Linked DNA regions of Homo sapiens: region 1 is linked to region 2. The links are chromatin contacts, found by Hi-C or POLR2A ChIA-PET in ENCODE. All regions are on one chromosome and are shown on one strand. Each heading gives the region's core, a stretch centred on a gene start or an enhancer-like site at or near the end of the contact. The rest is flanking DNA. Distances are from core to core; before and after follow the strand shown.

Evidence for each region. Hi-C counts contacts between places; a loop is a spot of excess contacts on that map. ChIA-PET counts read pairs that join two places held with the same protein, here RNA polymerase II (POLR2A). Pooled maps may share reads with other maps.
Region 1: a pooled map shows a loop between it and region 2 (2.8-fold over the local background). The contact joins two enhancer-like sites. A Hi-C loop is called at or near these places in 7 of 168 maps with a recorded cell type or tissue (CD4-positive, alpha-beta T cell, CD4-positive, alpha-beta memory T cell, astrocyte of the cerebellum and 3 more), 6 of 37 single-sample maps with no recorded cell type and 13 of 50 pooled maps. POLR2A ChIA-PET finds 5 or more read pairs at or near these places in 15 of 52 experiments (CD4-positive, alpha-beta T cell, CD4-positive, alpha-beta memory T cell, CD8-positive, alpha-beta memory T cell and 10 more).

The regions. Positions count from the first base shown.
Region 1 is chr1:154,746,622-154,750,219 of GRCh38, forward strand. The region is part of intron 3 of KCNN3 (potassium calcium-activated channel subfamily N member 3); the gene reads right to left. Among named protein-coding and RNA genes, the nearest start is that of KCNN3, 120 kb to the right of the region's middle. RefSeq lists enhancers at 1,672-1,881, 2,777-3,280 and a silencer at 2,530-2,579. Within about 2 kb of position 1,535, at least 12 of the 41 ENCODE cell types and tissues checked have a DNase peak (open chromatin) inside an H3K27ac peak, as active enhancers do; they include CD4-positive, alpha-beta T cell and GM12878, where a contact is called at or near this core.
Region 2 is chr1:154,783,172-154,786,780 of GRCh38, forward strand. All of the region lies in intron 2 of KCNN3 (potassium calcium-activated channel subfamily N member 3), which reads right to left. Among named protein-coding and RNA genes, the nearest start is that of KCNN3, 85 kb to the right of the region's middle. Within about 2 kb of position 1,985, at least 6 of the 41 ENCODE cell types and tissues checked have a DNase peak (open chromatin) inside an H3K27ac peak, as active enhancers do; they include CD4-positive, alpha-beta T cell and GM12878, where a contact is called at or near this core.

The sequences.
Region 1 (3,598 bases), core at 285-2,784, 37 kb before region 2:
TCTCCACCTCCCTCTCATCTCTCCTCTCTTGTTTTCCCTTTCACTTGTTCAGTCTCTCTCCCACCCTCCCCTGTGAGGACCCACAGAGGAAGCTCTGCCCTAGAGGGAAAGGGTTTCTGCCTCCAAGGAGCTGGCTATCCCTTGGGGACATCAGTCTTTGTTTGCTTCAGGTTGATTTTGCTTAATCAGCAAACTTGCATTTTGCACCCACTGGGTGGCCAGATACAGATGGCATCAAATGTCACCAGGCAGAATCCTGTGCTGTAAAGTGGGGAGGGTAACATCTGGAGTAGGTGCATGGGTCCCCCCAACGTGGGACATCTCTGGAGGGGTGGCAGGTAAACTAAGCTCAACCGATCCCCAACTCTGCTCATTACCTGCCCTCTCCCTGCTGCCCAGGTCCCCTGCAACCCCGGCCCTCTTCCTCCTGCACCTCCTATTCGTGGGCAGTCCCACCAGCTATCCAGCCAGCCACACTAGGACACCAGACACTGTTCCTGAGCTTCCTCCCCATCACTCCACATCCAGTGAGTCAGTCCGGTGGAGGTTGGCTCCTCTAGCTCTCTCAAAACTGCCCTTGCTCTTCATCCCAGCCACCACTGTACCCAGGGGTGGTGGGGGCAGCATTCTGTTACTACAGCAGCCTCCCCAGCTGGTGTCCCGTCTTCCCCTCAAATCCCCCTTCCACACTGCAGCCAGGGAAATCTTTCTGAAACTCCAGACCCTCCCCTGCTCCCAATCTACCAGTGGCTCCCCCTCTCCTAGGTGTGGGAAGAGGAGAGGGGACGTTCTCAGCCTCTGCACAGCGACACACTGGGGCAGACAAACAGTCTCTCTGGGGCTAATAGTAGTTGAAGGATTGACATTTGTGAACGATTTATTTTTTTTGTTATGGCAGTTTCAAGGCTATCCTGTGATAATATCACTCTCGCTATCTGGTACTCTGATTTGCTTTCTTCAGTGGAAAGGAAGGGCCGGGACTCCAGCTAGCCTGATGGAAATGATTTATAACCTGGGGCACACCCACAGCAGAAGTCGGCTGTCTGAATATCATCTCTCCTGCATCGCTGGAATCAAAGAAACAAGTACATAAATAAGGTTGGAAACTGTTGGCTGATAGAAGAGTCATTCCAAAATCCTTAGGCTGGTGAAAAAGGCCCGTGCCTGCTCCTGTAGCGTTGAGTGCACTGCCGCATCTTATGACACCCCAGCAAGCAACTGCTTATTCTCTCCTCCAATCCATGCTCCCCCACCTCCGAGCTTCCCTCATGCTGGCCCCTCTGCCCGGAGGCCCCTTAGGCCTAGGAAATCACCTCCTCCGGAAAGCCGTCCCGGATCAAGTGCCCTCTGTGGAGCCCCTTCTTCCCCATTCTCCCTCACTTCTCACCACCGGCTCTTGGCCATCTCCACCCCCAGCACCAGCCTCCATTGGTTGGTTGGTTTGTCGGTCGGCAGGTGCTGAGAAAGCTGGTCAGAGCTACTGAAGGAAGCTGTGAATGAACAAGGACTTAGGGGAAAGTGACGTTTAAACCTGGTCTCATCTCACTCCCTGCTGTGGGCCTCTGCTTTCTGTTTAAAGCCATTCTGGGTCTCTGCTTGCTCTCACAGCTGCTGTCTGTCTGTGGTTTTCATTGAGCTCCACCCGCCCGGGGCCCTCAGTCTGCCGCCCGCGCCTGCAAGCTTTCTCTCTCCTGGTTGAGCCTTTCCCGACATCTGCCATCAGTCACAGAGCGTGACTTGGAAGCAAAGGGGCTTCACAGTTCATCGTTTTTTATATACAGAGAGAAGAACAACAGTAGTTGGGATTCTTGCAAAATACTTCCTCAAAGATCTTAGAGATGATCTACTTCTCATTTCATTTTATTTCTGGGGCTATCTCTGTGTGGTAGGTAAGACTGGATGCTAATCTTATTTGAAGAGATAACAATAATCACTATCATTTCTCAAGTGCCAATCACGTGCCATGTGGGCCAAAGCTTTATGCGCATTACTGAATTTAATCCTCAAAAAACAAGACTCATAACTGTCACTTCCTATTTTACTGAATTGGAAAATTAGACCAGGTGCAGTGGCTCATGCCTGTAATCCAAGCACTTTGGGAGGCTGAGACAGAAGGATCCCTTGAGCCCAGGATTTCAAGACCAGACTGGGCAACATAGTGAGATGCTGTCTCTACAAAAAATGAATAAAATTAGCAGGGCATGGTGGTACGTGTCTATAGTCCCAGCTATTCTGGAGGCTGAGGTGGGAGGATCACTTGATTAATTACTAGATTAGGAAACTTGCACAAAATAAAACATCAATTGAGTGGCAGGGCCCGAGTGTGTGCTTGGACTTGCCTGCATCCACAGCCCTGTCTTTGACCATATTGCACCTTGGAGGAGCCCTGTCTTTGACCATATTACACCTTGGAGGAGGTGGAGACCTAAAAAGGGAGGTGAGATGAGTGGAGAGACTGGTGGGGATTCTCTCTCTCTCAGGTATCTCATCCTGGATCTGTGTTATAATGAGCCATGCTTCCCAGGAGAGTAAGACAGAGCCAGGGCTGCCCTGTTCAGCAGCATAGGTTGCGCACTGTGCAACTCCAAGGAGTGCCAGTCACGAAGACTTCAATGTGAATGGCACCCCCTGGAGGGAAGTGCTGCATAGGCAGTGCTCCTGGCAAGAGCCCTAAAGAAAAGACGGGTGTCTTGCTCTTCTCAGTTATGCTTTCCAAAGATAATTAAAGGCAGGCAGCTCCCCAGGCAAGCAAATGTTGTGGAAGGCACACAAAGCTGCAGCCTCACCTAGGCAGGGTTAGTGTGGGAAGGACGTGGGAATCACCCTGTGACCAAGAACAAAGAGGAACAGCACAGAACAAGTACCCTGGGAAGGAATTTTCTTGTTTTTGTTTCCCAGAGCAGTGGGGTTCCCAGGGCAGGACGTGGGAGCTCTGGTTGGGCGTCTTTCCCTGCCACAGAGAAGACAGGGTGCCAAGGAGGAGCCTGGGACGTCAGGGCGAGTGGGAAGAATTCTGACTCAGCAGAGGTTGCAAAGTAGCCCCCAGGGAATCAGAGAGAGAGGAAGATAGAGAAAGAGAGGGACAGGGATGGAGACAGAGACAATGGCTGGAAGGGGAGGAGTCTGAGGGCAAGGGCACCTGGGTGAGGGTCTGGCCTGAGCATGAGGGGCCTGAGGACAGGGATATGCACAATAATGCCCTGACCCGGGGTCCCCACGGCCGTGGGGCTTGGGGAGACTACGGGATGCTCCCGGACCACAAGCAGCCTGCCCAGGGAGTGCAGCTGTCCCTGACCTCTCGCCTCTTTCCATAGGCCTGGGCTACGCAGAAAGGCACATTTCCCTGCTTTCTGGGAGTGGGCTCTGGCCAAGTGAAGCGTCACGAAGTCTGGGATGGGAGTAGTTTCTCAGGGGCTGGTCCGGCCCCAACTGCCCACAGCCAAGTCACCTGAGCCTTGGTTTACATGATTAACTGAAAATTCTGGTACACGTCAGGAATAAAGCTAATTCCGAAGGTCAACACTATATGGAGAAAGGAATGGAGACAGCCAGTCGCACACACTTTTCCCTCAGAAGGGCCTTTCTTGCTGGAGAAGCT
Region 2 (3,609 bases), core at 735-3,234:
CACTGTACTCCAGCCTGGGTGACAGAACGAGACTCCATCTCAAAAAAAAAAAAAGAAAAAAGAAAAGAAAGAAAACTCAAGCCCACCCTTTAAATGCTCATTCTCAGAAGAATCTTTGCTGACCAGAGAATCAATATATGATTAAAATAAACTGGGTTCTATCCCTGGTGTCCACACCACCTGGGAAACCCACATCGTTATCTGTAATCTAGACTGGGCTATGTTTGTGGAACTAAGACCACGGCTTTCATTTCCACAGATACAATATCCATTTATCATCTTTCCCTTCCTCCTCTTCCCGCCAGTGAACAGGCCTCTATGGAGACCTGGTGATGGGGTCCCTAGCGAGGAAGAGACCATCTTAGTTTAGGAGCCCACTTATGCACCCCAGCATGTTTGCTAATGAAGAAGATTCCTCTGGACAGGCTTGGGGTGGGGTCAGAGGAGACCAACACAGGGCTTAATATATGTGCCCTAGAAATGAACAGGAACACTGGAGATGGGGGATTGTGAGCTGTGGGACTGGAAGGAGAGGGGAGCTGGCTAAGCAGCACCTTGGGCCAGTCCCATGAGAGGGGGAGGCCGGAGCCCACTGAGGACTTGACCACCCATGAGACAGGGACAGTGCTGAGACTGTAAGATCAGGAGCATGTGGCGTTCAGCGCTGTCTTATCTGTTGTGCCACCACCACCTCACCCCTTCCCCTTGCTCCAGATCCATGGAAATGTCAGCTAACCTAGAGGCCTTGGTCATGGGTCCCTCGAGGAGCAACAGGAACAGGAAGGGTGCCTAAAGCGGTTACTAAGTACAGGATGGAGGTGGAGAATTCAGCAGAAAGAGTTTGGCATCAGATGAGCTGTCAAGAGAGAAATGGAAGTTTCCAAGCCCCCAGAGACCAGTGGAAAGACACCGGGTCCCCTCCTGTGTGGGGTGGGAGTTTGTAACCAATTATATTTGAAGCAGTAAGGCCAAGTGACCCCGGCCAATCCTTGGGTTGCTGTGGCCACACCTTGGTCTCATCATGTGCTCCACCCCAGCCATCTTTACATTGCTGCCAGAGCAAATGTTCTAAAATACAAACCAAATCATGTCACCTCCCCTTCTAGAACCTTTCCGTGGCAACCCAGAGTGTCCACCCTCCTAGCTGCACTTGGCCAAAAGGGCCTTTTCCCACCTGGCACCAGCTGGCCCCTCTATCCCCATCACCTGCCACACCCGGTGTCTCATCCCAGCTAAACCAAGTTACCAGTAACCCCTAAGCTTGCGCCCTTCCATCTTCTGTACAAGCACTCCCTCTTCTCAGCTTCTTCACCAGAGACCTCCAGATCCAGCGTCCCACCCTTCCACAGGCCTAAGCTGGTCCCTTCTGACTCCCAGGTGGGGCTGGGTGCCTTCCTCCAGTATTCCCCAGGCCCTGTGCCCCCTGCTTGTCACAGAGCCAATCCCCAAATGGCAGCTGGAGAAGGATGGCCAGACAGTTGGGGAGTGCTAGCCCCCGTTTCAGGGGGCGGAGGGAGCAGGGCGGCGGTCTCCATTAACAATGGTAACAGCAGGGGCCATGTATTGCAGCCTCACTGTGCACCAGGTCCTGTGCTGTGTGCCTTACAGGCACCATCTCATTTAGTCCTTAACAGGATTTTGAGACAGGTATTCTTATTTCTATTTTACAGACAGGGAAACTGAGGCTCGGAGAGGCTAAATAATTTACTACAGGTCATACAGTTAATAAGGGGCAGACCTAGGCTCTACAGCCAGGGCAGGCAGCTCTCTTGACTACTGTGTGTGCTGCCCCCAGGCTGTGCTAGGAAGGCTTGTTGGGCTGAGCCCCAGTGTTTGCCTATCCCAGGCCAGGCCAATAGGTGTTTCTGGTTCTTTGTGTGCCTTGGCAGATCCAGGAGTCAAAGGTTTCTGTGCATCTGCTAAGTCTGGGGTAAGAGGTATCGTTTTCTCAACAGGAAGTTTCTGATAAGTTTCTTTCCTTTTGACACATGAAAGGATCCTGCTGAATGTTTGGGGGTAGGGGAGGAACAGCATCATCACTGGGGCTGCTGGGCCCTGATTGGTTCTAAGTCACCTGTTTACCACTAAGGGAGAAATTCTTTAACCCTGGCTTAGGGGATATTTTTAGCAACTAAAAATAAATAGGTTTTTGGATCTTTGAACAGCCTAGGGAGCTGAAGAACTGAGGTCAGGACCAGGTGGTGGTGGTGGGCAGGGAGTGTTTGTTTTTTCCCCAACTGACTAAAAGGCCCTTCACCTCCTTCCCAAGGGCCAGCTGCACTGTCACCCCTTCAGGGGGAGCTTTTCCTGATCTCCCAGTGGCGGGGGCAGCACTTCAAACAGCAACAAGCCATTTGGTGAGTCCAACTTGTTGGCTGGGGCCTAAGCACTTTTCTTTTTCTTTTTTTTTTTTTTTTTTTTTTTTTTTGAGACAAGAGTCTCACTCTGTCTTCCAGGCTAGAGTACAGTGGCACGATTATGGCTCACTACAACCTCTGCCTCCTGGGTTCAAGCAATTATCCTGCCTCAGCCTCCCGAGTAGCTGGGATTAGTACCCAGCTACCACGAGTAGCTGTGCACCACCACACCCGGCTAATTTTTGTATTTTTAGTAGAGGTGGGGTTTTGCGATGTTGGCCAGGCTGGTCTCAAACTCCTAGCCTCATATGATCAGCCATCCTCGGCCTTCCAAAGTGCTGGGATTACAGGCATGAGCCACCACACCTGGCCTCCTAAGCACTTTTCTTTACATCAACTCTTTGAGTCTCACAATAGCCCCATAAGAAAAGTGAACATCCCCCAGACCTCATAGCAACTAAGTGGTGGAGACAGGATTTAAACCAAGAGGCCACACTCTCATCTATTAAGTTTCCATTCTGGCCGAAACCTCCTTCTTGATCGTCCATCTGAGCCGCATTCCTGTCCACCTGCTTGTCAGCACCCTCACTAAAGCAGGGGTCCTTGAGGACAGACATCTCCTTGGTCACTGTCCTCCACAGTGCCAGGCACAGCGCCCAGGGCCACCCAAATGAATACATAAAGGGTTTAAGGTGTCAAAACTATATCAATGTGACTGTAAAGAAATATTTTAATTGTTCACCATTTTTATAATCCTCCTAAGGCAAAAGAGTCTTTTGTAACATATGCACAAGATAGAAAAAGAAATCAAAGAATATTTTAAAAGAACTGCTTATTATAATTTTTTAAAAAACCCTGGAAACAACCTGAATACACATCAATAGGGAAACAGCTGAATATATTATGGTACTCATACTGGGGAACATTATGTAGCTGTTTTTAAAAATGAAGTGGATCTATATGTATTGACTTAGAAAATGTTCATGATATATTGCTAAGTAAAAAGAGAAACTTACAGCATAATGGGTATAGTGTGATTCCTCTTTTTTAAAAAAGCAAACACCAACACATAAAAACAAAAATGCCCATATATGTGTATGCATGTTGGTACATTTTTGTATAAGCACACACAAAAGGTGCATTAATCACCTCTGGCTAAACACTAAATTGTTAACACTGGTACTACTGGGGACGCAGGGAGATGGGAATCAGGGAACCTATTGATTTTTTTCCTTTTGATAATGAGAACACA